Regions from separate parts of the Homo sapiens genome. Here region 1 is linked to region 2. The links are chromatin loops, found by intact Hi-C in ENCODE. Cell type or tissue: CD4-positive, alpha-beta T cell. All regions are shown on one strand. Links, peaks and the distances in the headings refer to the core of each region. The heading gives the core; the rest is flanking DNA. Region 1 overlaps ADAMTS17 (ADAM metallopeptidase with thrombospondin type 1 motif 17). Region 2 overlaps ADAMTS17 (ADAM metallopeptidase with thrombospondin type 1 motif 17).

Region 1 (5,371 bases), core at 115-5,114, 98 kb before region 2:
AGGAGTTTTCGAAGCTCCCCAGATCATAACAATAGGTAGCCGGGGATGAGAAGCCCTGAGCCAGGGGGCTGCAGGCAGTCTGTGCACGTAACTGCATTTTCAGTCGAATTTTTTCTTTCTGAGTAACTGTTATGTGGCAGACATTGGCAAAAACAGGAGGAATAATTCTGATCTTGCCTCAGTGGAACAAACCGTTAGGTCGTGAAAAGGTCCTATAACATGGGGTAGTGGGCTGGAATGTAAGAGTGCAGGGGGCTGCGGGGAAGGGGGTTTATTTAGGGAAGAGAGGTCAGGGAGAGAGAAGGAAGGCTGGTGGGTATTTGGGGTGAGACTGTGTGTAATGCATAGGTGGCACTTCTCAACAGGACGTTTGACCACTGGTGGCATGCTGACAATGGCAGTGTTAGGCTTGAAGGAACCTGGGGACAGTGAGACAGTGAGGGAGGAGGAGGCAGGGCCCTTCCTCACGCAGGTTCCCAGGGTGAGGGCCCTGTACAACCCCTCCTTCCTGGTGCTAGCCTGGCCACATCCCTGTTCGAGGTCGGGGCCCAAGAGGGCAAGTGGCTGCCGGGGCGAGTACCCACTAGTCCATTCATCCATCTTTCCCCAGCATTGCTGTTTTCTTCCTTAAGTTTATAGAAACCAGCACATGGGGGCCCTGAGAATTGTAAAGAAAAACCTTCCCTAAGGTGCTAAGTGATGCTTTGCATGTGTATATGAGTGTGTATGTGTAGGATTTCTCACCAAGGTGAGATCTCCCTGTCTTTAAAAATTTGTATCAGCTTAGAACTAACAGCTGACTGCTTTTTATGCCGGGGTTTGTGAATGCAAACTCTAGACTGAACGAATAATAACTAGCTTTGAAAGTGCTAGATCCTGGGGGGGCTTTGACCCACAGCCAGGGTGTTTCCAAATGAGTGCAGCCCCTCATTAGAGTGAAGCGTATCCTCTGGGGAGCAGGTGGGGGGTCCTCCCACGCGGGGCTCCATCCCAGGCACTGTGCCGTACCCTGCCCACTCTTTCTTGACTGCGGCAGTTTTCGGGTGTTCTGCACCGAGGCCGCATCGCGCACAGCTGTGATGGAGCTCTGCAGATCCCACTGTGGCCACCGTCTTCCATTTCTTCAGTTTCCCCAAAGTTTCCTAGTGAACAAACTCAAGTTTTCACTTTGAAGGAGAGGGAGGAAAGCTGTGCTCTCCTGCAGGTCATGCAGTGCCACTTTGAGACAGTTTTATTTGGGCAGTAAAATCTTTGAGTTTTTCTTGGCAAAAGTTCTAATGAAATGGAAACCTTGAAATATGCTTAGAGCGGTAAGTATGGCCTCACCCTGTATCTTGGGGACGCAAGATTGTAGGCGATCTTATTAGTTGATCTGATTTACTTTCCAGGAATCTTGGTACTGGTGCATCCTTTCAGAACGTAGAGCTGGGGTCTATCTCATTTGGCTTAAGTGAGTTTTATACTTGAGACTGGAGTTAGCTCTGCGTGTGGTGGGGAGTGCTGTTTCTCCAAGTGTGGTCCCTGTATTACATGGAAACTTCTTAGAAATGCACATTCTTGGGCTCCAGCAGGACCTCCAGGTGATTTGGGCACACGCTAGGCTTTGAGAACCAGGGGTGTAGTGTGTCATGGCTTTTGAAAAGTGAGGGTGGAAGAGGGAGACAAGAAAGGATGCCATGGCCCCCTGAGACTCATCCGCCAGATCTCCTGAATCTGCGATCAAAGGCAGTTCGGGATTGTTCCCAGGAGAAGGGGATGTTGACTGCATCGATCAGTGTTCAAACCAGGTCCTCCCCTGGCCCTGCCTGGGTTCGATTTCCTTGAGAGATTTACCATTTTGACTCTGCATAAGAAGGGAAACTAGCAGCAGGTGCCTGCTGAAGGAGGGCAAATTGTTTTGATGCTGTCAAAACAATACTAATGTTACTCTTAATATACCCAGGGATAAGATACATTTTTCCATTAGGGATACAAATGTCATTCCCAACAATTTCAGTGTTGCCTCCCAGGTGGACTTTTGGGGGGATGATTTTTGAAGTAACTTAAAAAATAATTTTAAAATTAAAAATTTGATAATGAAGTAGTTCATCTTCTCTGAAAGCCAACATGGAAAATGGATGCTGTTGTATCTGTCTCTGTACCCCTACCCCCAACGCAGCTGCTCTGTGGTATGTTTGTAAGTCACACACAAGCTCACTCTTGGGCTCAGGTAAATCTGACCAATCTGCAAAGAAACGAGCCCAGACCTGGAAAACCAAATCACAGCAAGGTGGTCTTGCCTGCCCCTCCGGGGGGCCATGGGCGTGTGTGAGTGAGGATGACCGACATCGCGTTTCCTTCTCCTTTCTGGACAGGTTGGCCTCATTCAGCTTGGGCAGGAGCAGGTGCTAATCCAGCCCCTCAACAACTCCCAGGGCCCATTCAGTGGACGAGAACATCTGATCAGGCGCAAATGGTCCTTGACCCCCAGCCCTTCTGCTGAGGCCCAGAGACCTGAGCAGCTCTGCAAGGTTCTAACAGGTGAGTCGGGGCAGCAGCATGACCAGCTTAGAACACACGCACAGCCCACATCCTTTGTGTGTCTCCAAGTGCACTGAAGCCACATGAGTGAGAACTTACCTTCCCCTATATTTCAAAAGCTGTTTTATTGCCCTGAGACCACTTCCTTTTCCTTTCTATGTGTCTTAGTGTCGGCAGTCCTTTGAAAAAGTCATCGTTTTGTTTCTGCAAGGAACCTAGGATCTCTTTCATGCAGTCCCTCAATTTTATATATCAAGAGCAAGTTGAGGTCCAAAAAACCTTGTAGCCGAGCTTGGATAAGAATTCCCTCCTCCTGGTGCCCTGGCCAGGAGCTCACTCTTAATAATACAGTGCTCCCGAGTTCTGGCCGCAGTAACTAAAGCCACCTGGGGCGCCTCTGAAGCTGTGATTCGATTCTCGATTCTTACAGTGTGGCCCCCGGGCCAGCAGCATCAGCATCACGTGGGAACTTGTTAGACATGCACATTTTCAGGCCAGAGCTGTGAATCAGAAACCCTGGGGGAGGGTCCAGTCATCTGTAGTTTCACGGGTCCTCCAGGGGATTTAGATACGTGCTAAAGTGTGAGAACCACTGCTTTAAAACTTGCCATGCACTGGCCTGTCCCCCAACATCCTGATCTGTTTTAGTCTGGGGTATGATTTGGGTGCCAGGGTTTTTAAAAGTGATTTTAAGATGCAGTGTGGGGGGAGAACCTGGGGCTCTTATACTCTGGGTCTCTCTTTGAACAACCCTAATGTGGATGACCTGTCACCTGTTTAAGGACATTTCATGGGGCTACAAATGTCCCCAGATGAAGTTGGAGCACAGGTGGCATTTCCTCCCAGGAGATCGTGGGACCCCACTGCTGACTTCTGGGGGTTGTGCTTCTGTAGTTTAAAGACTTATCTTTGTATGAAAATGCAGTGTGTCTTGGTTTAGTATTCTGGTGACATTGGAAACAATGTGTCTTGGTTTAGTATCCCGGTGACATTGGGAATAAATTATGTGACTGCTTTAGAATTACCTTGTTATTTGTAAACAAGTTTTGCAGTTGAGCTCAGCTGCTGTGTGTGGACTGGATGGCAGTACATTGACTTTCTCCTTAGCCTAGTCTGTGTGGGCAAGGTGAGTATTAGAGGTGATTGTGCTGGATAGAGGGCATCTCTGAAACCTCAAGAGAGCTTTGAGTCTCAAATGGAGACATTAGGGTTTTTCTGTTCTTTCTGCCTCCTTACAAAAGTGAGGAAGACCCCGTACAATTACTAGCACCTAAAAAATACCTTTTAATAGGAAACAGGGTCTTTGGTCTGACAGTTGGTTGTGTGTGGATTTGATGTCAGTATGGCTTTTTTTTTTTTTTTGGAGACACGATCTCACTCTGTCACCCAGGCTGGAGTGCAGTGGTGTGATCATGGCTTGCCACAGCCTTGACCTCCTGCGCTCAGGTGATCCTCGCTCCTGAGTAGCTGGGACCACAGGCGTGCACCACCACACCTGGCTAATTTTTGTTTTGGTAGAGATGGGTTTCACTGTGTTGCCCAGGCTGGTCTTGAACCCCTGGGCTCAAGTGATCCTCTCGCCTTGGCCTGCCAAAGTCCTGGGATTATAGGCATGAGCCACTATGCCTGGCCCCCTGCAGTGTGCTATTTTTAACCTGAGCCCCTGACCCTACCTAGTTCTGTCTTGACGTACCGGCACAGAGGCAGAGGGATTTCTCTACGGCAGTGGTTCTCAGTCCTGGCTGTACCTTAGCATCACCTGGGAAGCTTTAACAGCTACTCACGCCTGGGTCCCACCCACAGAGAACCACTTTAATTAGACATCCTGGGGACATCTGGCAAAGTAAAGACTCCCAGGTGGTTCTGATGTTCAGCTGGTGTTGAAAACCACATCGCTAAGGACTGTTAAACCTGAGGAATAGCACCTGTGGGCCATCGGGAGTGGATTTTCCCATTTGAGCACCTTCAAGCAGGGCCATGCAACGAAACAAAGGACAGATGTGTCTTCTTCTCACTGTTCTCTCTGCTCACGCCACCGTTCATCAGACTCTAGTCCATGGTCAGAACTCAGCGTGCTTGTAGATGAGATAATGGGATGTTTGTCTAATGGCCGCCTTCCATCCCCTTTAGTGGTGTGATACTGAGGATCACTGACATGATAAATGGTGCTTGTGTTTGCATTTTTGTCCCTAAGGAGAGTTTTGAGGCATTCTTTTGATAGACTGTTTAGCCTTTAATGAGGAAATAAAATTAACAAAATCAGGGTGGGGTGGGTGTGATGGAACAAGTTAAAACAAGAGCAGCCACGCAAGACTGTAGGGAGAAATTTCTGAACTTGCTTAAAAATACAATCTCTCCTTCCCTGCTCTCAAACCTTGCATCAGCTTGCTTTTTGGTGCGGGAGTAATGTGCGGATTTAAGGTTGTGCCAGACTCAGGCTCTGCACTAGTCAGGAACACAGACACAGAGGAGAGTTACATATTTTGCTTCTGGTCCTTCTTGCATTGCATGAAATATTCAGTAAATGTGGCTGTCCTGAGAATGACAATGGGCCTTTTAATAGGCTGAGCTAATGAGCAGTCAGTTAGGCCCTATCTAGTTTGGATTAGCTTTCAAACATCAGGAGTTTAGAAATCGGGAAAATTAATTTACTGGGACATCTGCAAAGTACATTCTTTAAGTTTCCTAGAAGTTTCCTAATCTTTCCTAGAAAGATTAATCAGATTAATCCAAGCTTTCCCATGGGAACATGCTCTTCCTGGCTGAACATGGCAGCCATAGGTTTCGTGCCCTGTTGGTGACCCTGTGTTATGATAGCCTTGGACATGGTCTGAGAGTAGCCTTGCCGGCT
Region 2 (5,371 bases), core at 168-5,167:
CACAGGCCCTTGCCTGCCACCAGCCCTACTGACATTCTTCCTAGAACAAGCATGACGCATGGCTTTTCTAGCACATGGAATCCTGGTCACACCACTGCTGACAGAAGAGGCTTCTGATAAAGGCCATTTCTCCCTTCCGTTTCTCCCCGAGCACCTCCTGCATCCTATCTCATCGTGGGCCCGCGTCTGCCTTCCTGTTCTCGAATCGCTGAGGCAGGAGTCATGGCCCAGCACTATTTTCCCTCTTCCAGTGGCATTCTGGGGTTTTATTCCGTGAACATAATTACCTTGTTTTTCTTCTTAAGCCAATTCAGCTTATTCATGCCTCTTCCCTCATGTTCCCACTGCCTTTCTCTTGTTTGGTTGCACAATATTCCAGATATTTTCTATTGTCTCCTCTACCCCGTGGTTACAAAATCAAACAGGACAAAACAGCTGTGCATAGGCTGTGGAGGGGGCGCCTTGGGAGAAGCTGGGATGGCCCCTTCCTTTCCACCCTGGCTCAGCTGCTGATGGAATGGAAGGTTTCCCGGAGAGGCAGCAGTCAGAGGAGTGGTCGGGGAGTCCCTGGGGCTGCCTTACGGGCTGGTTGCAGCGTTTCCTCTGCCACAGAGCTGCGAATGCCAAGGTAAACATATGTTTTGAGATAAAGTGGAAACCCCAGGAGGTTTTCATCCTAGAAGAGGAAGCAATAAGACAGTCACGTGTTGGACCAAGGAGTCGTTTTCCCCCAAACCCAGCTTTGCGCACCCTGTGTGGGAAAGTTGGAGGGAATTGGAAAAGCAGGGATTATGGATGGGGCCAATGAGACAGGTCACAGAGTGCAAGAAGGGGCTTGAAGAGGCAGCTGGCTCTGCTCCTTCCCAGTACATGACTGTGGGCCCGTATCCTTCATCTTCCTTACTGGTAGCATCAGGACTGGACTACCATATGCCAGGCGGTGTCCTGGGGATCAAATGTGGAACGAACGTAAAGCATTTGGCACAGTGCCTGTCTGCCTCGTGGAAAACGGTGGCTGCGAGTTTTATTAGCTCTTTCTAGTAGTCGACTGGCTGTTGTACTGTCTTTGTTTCTGAAGGTGCCCGATACACACTTCTAATCCATCTGCAATGCCTGTCCACTCCACCTTCAAAATATATTCCCGATCAGACCTCTTTGAACCACACCGGCCATTCCTCCCACGGTCCAGGCCTGTGCTGCCCTTGCCTGCTGGGTCTCCTCCCTGCCACGGAGCTTCCTCTTCAACAGTTTTTTCTTACATGACAGGCAGAGGGTTACTTTTAAGCCCCAAACCAGATCCTGTGGGTTCCCTGCTCAGAATCTTCTAACAGCTTCTGAAGACACTTAAGATAGAACTGACAGAACAGTAGGGCGCCCAGGACATGTGGCCCAGGGTTCTCCTGCCAACCTCTCTTCCTGGTGCTCACTCCCGGGAAGCCACCTCTGCCTCAGCCTCCTCCTTCCCTTGCCAGGCTCGCCTCCATCTCCAGCTTGGCACCCATAATCTTCCTGGGCCCGGCACACTCTCCCCCTGACATCTCCATAACTCGCTCTCTTCCCACCGTTAGGTCTCTGTTCAAGAGCATCTCCTCAGAGAGACAGAAGCGGCCTCTCCATTTAGTTTTCAGTTATTGCTGGACATTGCGTGTTTCTCTGTCCTTTGCCTGTGTGATGGGAACACAGACCCAGCATCTTCACGCCCCCACTGTGTTCCCATCGACTGCACATGAGAGATGCAATGAGTTTTATTAATACAACTGATTTCACTAATCAAAACATTTAAACATATTTTTCGAGCTAATAAAACTTGCCCATCTGCCCTGTAATGGTATTTGGAGAGATGAAGGACTCAGGACACAGTGCTAGGGAATTTCCAGTTCCGTTTGTGACTCCTGTTGACCATCTTAAAAAACGGCGACTTATATGACTTTTCAGTGAGTTAATCTTCTGTATTTTTTTTTTTTTTGAGATGGAGTTTCACTCTTGTTGCCCAGGCTGGAGTGCCATAGCGCAATCTTGGCTCACTGCAACCTCTGCCTCCTGGGTTCAAGCGATTCTCCTGCCTCAGCATCCTGAGTACCTGGGGTTACAGGCGTCCGTCCCCACGCCCGACTCATTTTTTGTCTTTTTAGTAGAGACGGGATTTCACCATGTTGGACAGACTAGTCTGGAGCTCCTGACCTCAGGTGATCCACCATCCTTAGCCTCCCAAAGTGCTAGGATTATAGGCGTGAGCCACCGCGCCTGGCCTCTTCTGTACCATTTAACACCCTTTTTTATCTGTGCAGTAGGTAGAGGAACCTCAGATTCAACCCATATTTACTGAATACCTCAATACTCTCCCTTTAAAAACTGACATGGGGCAGTGGACCTTGGAGATTCACGGCGTCCCTCCTCTGGGGTGGAGTGTGAGATGGCCTCTGCCTGTGAGACCTGCTGCAGTGGAATCGATCTGCGCCGCCTCCAACCGAGACCTGAAGACGCAAATTCCATGGTGTCAGTGTGAAGAACTGTGAGGAGGCAGTGAGAGGAGGGCCTGGGCAGGGTGTCCCGCATGGGCCAAATGGCCAAGTCACTCCTGCTATTCAGGAAACAGGCTTGGTGGGGTCACATAACTTGTCCACTGACACAGGAAGACTTCAGTTCTGGTGACTTGGTGTCCTGCACTTACCGCCAGAGCCCTTTGTGGCTGCCCAGCGTGAGACCTTCGTTGCCATCAAAAGGAGGGGAAGGGAATAGCCGATTGGGCATCTACGTCCCACCAGCGTGTTTCATGTTAAGAAGAAGGTGGGTTTACTGGGAGGATGTGTCACCTCTCTGCATGACTTGATGTGAGTCTGGGAACACCAAGTGTTCATTCCATGTCTGGCACTATTTTCATCTCCATCAGGCTTTCAGAGCCCAGGGATGATGGGTCGATACCCGGGACTTGAACCTCACATCTGCCTTGAGGGGAAGGAGAGGAGTTGGGGAGGTGCTGGCAGGGGGAAGCCCACCTCCCACCCTGGCTCCATGCTGCAGGCAGGTGTCCTGCCCGGGTGGATTGGCTTCCGCTGCTAGGCCAGGGTTAGCCTAGTTCTGGTGAGGAAAGTTCTCCATTCTGAGCCTTGTAATGAAATCTAGAGCTGCCTCTGGCCAGGTATCCCCAACCCAACCCAATTTTTCTGCCTATCTCATTGGAAGTGTCAATTTCTTTATTACTTCAGCTGAGGGAAAACAGGTCTTGACACTAAGACAATTCAAGTGGGGGCAAGGTCGCCGTGATTCATTTTTGTTACTCTGTTGAGTTCTAGAGTAAGTATAATTCACAAGTAAAATGAAGGTTCAGGAATTAGATGTGGAGACTAAGGACGATGCCAAGATTTATTCTATGTCTGTGCTCAGCCTAAATTGGGCTCAAAAGGAAGAAAAAGGATGAGGAATTACTACACATTATTCGCTTCTCCTGAGGATGACGGTAAGATGACCTAATACAATCAGGGGCGAATCTGAGGCCAGAAAATGCATACCCAAAGCTCAGAAGGAGGCAACAGACCATTGAGACCCTTTTGGACAAGACTGAGTGAGTTCAAGAAAAACCGGCACCTGACCAGCCAAGTAGGTGATTCCAAACTCACTCCTGCCCTGAGAACCCTTGGACACACCAGGAAATTACACATTGTGTGACATCAGCTTGGGAGAAGGCCTTTTTATCCCAAGTCTGATCAGCTTCTGTAACACTTAGAAAAAGGATTTGATTACAGGCGGTCAGTGGAGAAGGAAACAGATCACCATCAGTAACTGGCCAGGATTCTTTTCTTCCTCATTCATGGTCCCTGTCAGGCCAGCGAATGGGAGGTGCTGATGTTCCTGTGGGAAGGCAGTTATCCCCTGTGGATTCCAGTGGCTGGTTTATGAAATAAGAAGCTTATGCACACTGGGAATTGTCTTTAATGAAATGAGAATTAGCCAGAGAGTTAGACATAGGGGTCATTGCCAAGAGGAATTAACACTGAAGCCTCAATTAAAATTTCCACTGGATTATCTGATAAGTAGTTGTGCCTTTGGTATTTTATTGTCTTTGACAAATGGCATGAGTTCAGAATTTGAAGCAACGTAGGCCATAACATAACACGGTCCTGAAAATAATGAGGCACACCATTGCTAGATACAAAGTACTTAAATTCCCTGATGGAAGTATTTATTTTAAAGACTGCTTTGGATTATCTTCCTCCCAGGATGTGCAGGCGCTCTCTCTGTGTTCTGATGGGGTTGCCAACTTCACAATTCCTTTTGGTGCCAACAGAGTTCTCAGCACCAGGTGGAAAGGGTGGCTGCCTTCCAAGACATACCTTGCTTTATTGCTAATCCCTCTGTCTCCTCCCCCCGTGGGCTGTTCTTGTCCCCTGGCTGCTGGGAGACAGAGTGATGGCTTCCTAATTGGGTCCCCAGGCAGTCCCAACACCTGTTTCAGGAGGTGTTTGGTATCAACAGTGGACATGTTTCCGAAGCTAGGTGTGTGTGTGTTTAAATTCATTTTTATAATTTTGTTTCTTCCAAGCATTGTCGTTACCCACTATTGGTGCCTTCATTTAAACAATAAATGCTTTCATTCAAAATGCAATACTTCCTAAGCTTTTGCTGAGTGATCAAACCCGAAAAAAGTGTTAAATGCCAGTCACTCCCATCTCAACCCAGTGGTCAGGCCTGAGATAGCTGTTATGAAGATGCCTCAGGACAATTAGACTTTTCAGGAACTTTTCGGCTATGATGCCATTGCAATTTGCAGACCATCCCAGTCTAACCCCGTTTCCTCCACCCCTTGCTCTCCTTGCACCATTGCTGGCCTCAGATCCCTCCCTGCTGTGAGGTTTGGAATTAGCTCGTGTGTCTATGGCATGGATGACTTCTCCTCCAACTCTGTACCAGCCAGCATCTGGAAAGAGTTATACACAGGAATCTGTTACTATCTAGCCTGCCCTCAGCCCTGGATGCGCATCTGATGTGGAGACCCACTGGACGCTCTGTAGAATGTGGAGTTCTCTTTGAAGGTACCACAAAGATAGGGGTCTGCAAGTGTGGCTTTCGTGCACCGCGGGTGTCATTCGTGACGTGTTTGTGCTCTTCTGCAAGCCCAAACTGCGGAGAAAGTTTAACTGAGAAAACCACTTATTCTGAGTTGTCTTCTCAGTTAATATGCCCCTGGTTATGTTTAAGTGCCCGGTGTTGGTTATGCTCGTGCAGCTTGGCCAGGAAACTTCTAGGACTTCAGCATGGGATGGGTGGTTGGCAGTGGGGGCAGAGTGAGTTGGAGCTAGTTGATGTGCTGTGGGTGCATCCTCCTTAGCTGTGAGGGAGGCCAACACAGGCAGGCTTTCCCTGCACTGATCAT

Evidence for each region. Peaks named below come from ENCODE experiments on the same cell type or tissue, not always from the same donor. Only the 100,000 strongest peaks of a DNase experiment are listed, where the experiment ranks them.
Region 1: it touches region 2 in a loop (2.6-fold over the local background); 5 of 110 quality-filtered maps call a loop at or near these places.

The regions. Positions count from the first base shown.
Region 1 is chr15:100,328,038-100,333,408 of GRCh38, reverse strand. It overlaps ADAMTS17 (ADAM metallopeptidase with thrombospondin type 1 motif 17), which reads left to right. Exons shown (of 22, transcript NM_139057.4): 3 at 2,355-2,520. Among named protein-coding and RNA genes, the nearest start is that of ADAMTS17, 11 kb to the left of the region's middle. In CD4-positive, alpha-beta T cell, for the core only: no CTCF peak of the experiment used is centred there; a DNase peak (open chromatin) is centred at 2,588; H3K4me3 peaks cover 933 bases; H3K27ac peaks cover 826 bases.
Region 2 is chr15:100,229,926-100,235,296 of GRCh38, reverse strand. The region is part of intron 7 of ADAMTS17 (ADAM metallopeptidase with thrombospondin type 1 motif 17); the gene reads left to right. Among named protein-coding and RNA genes, the nearest start is that of ADAMTS17, 110 kb to the left of the region's middle. In CD4-positive, alpha-beta T cell, for the core only: no CTCF peak of the experiment used is centred there; no DNase peak of the experiment used is centred there.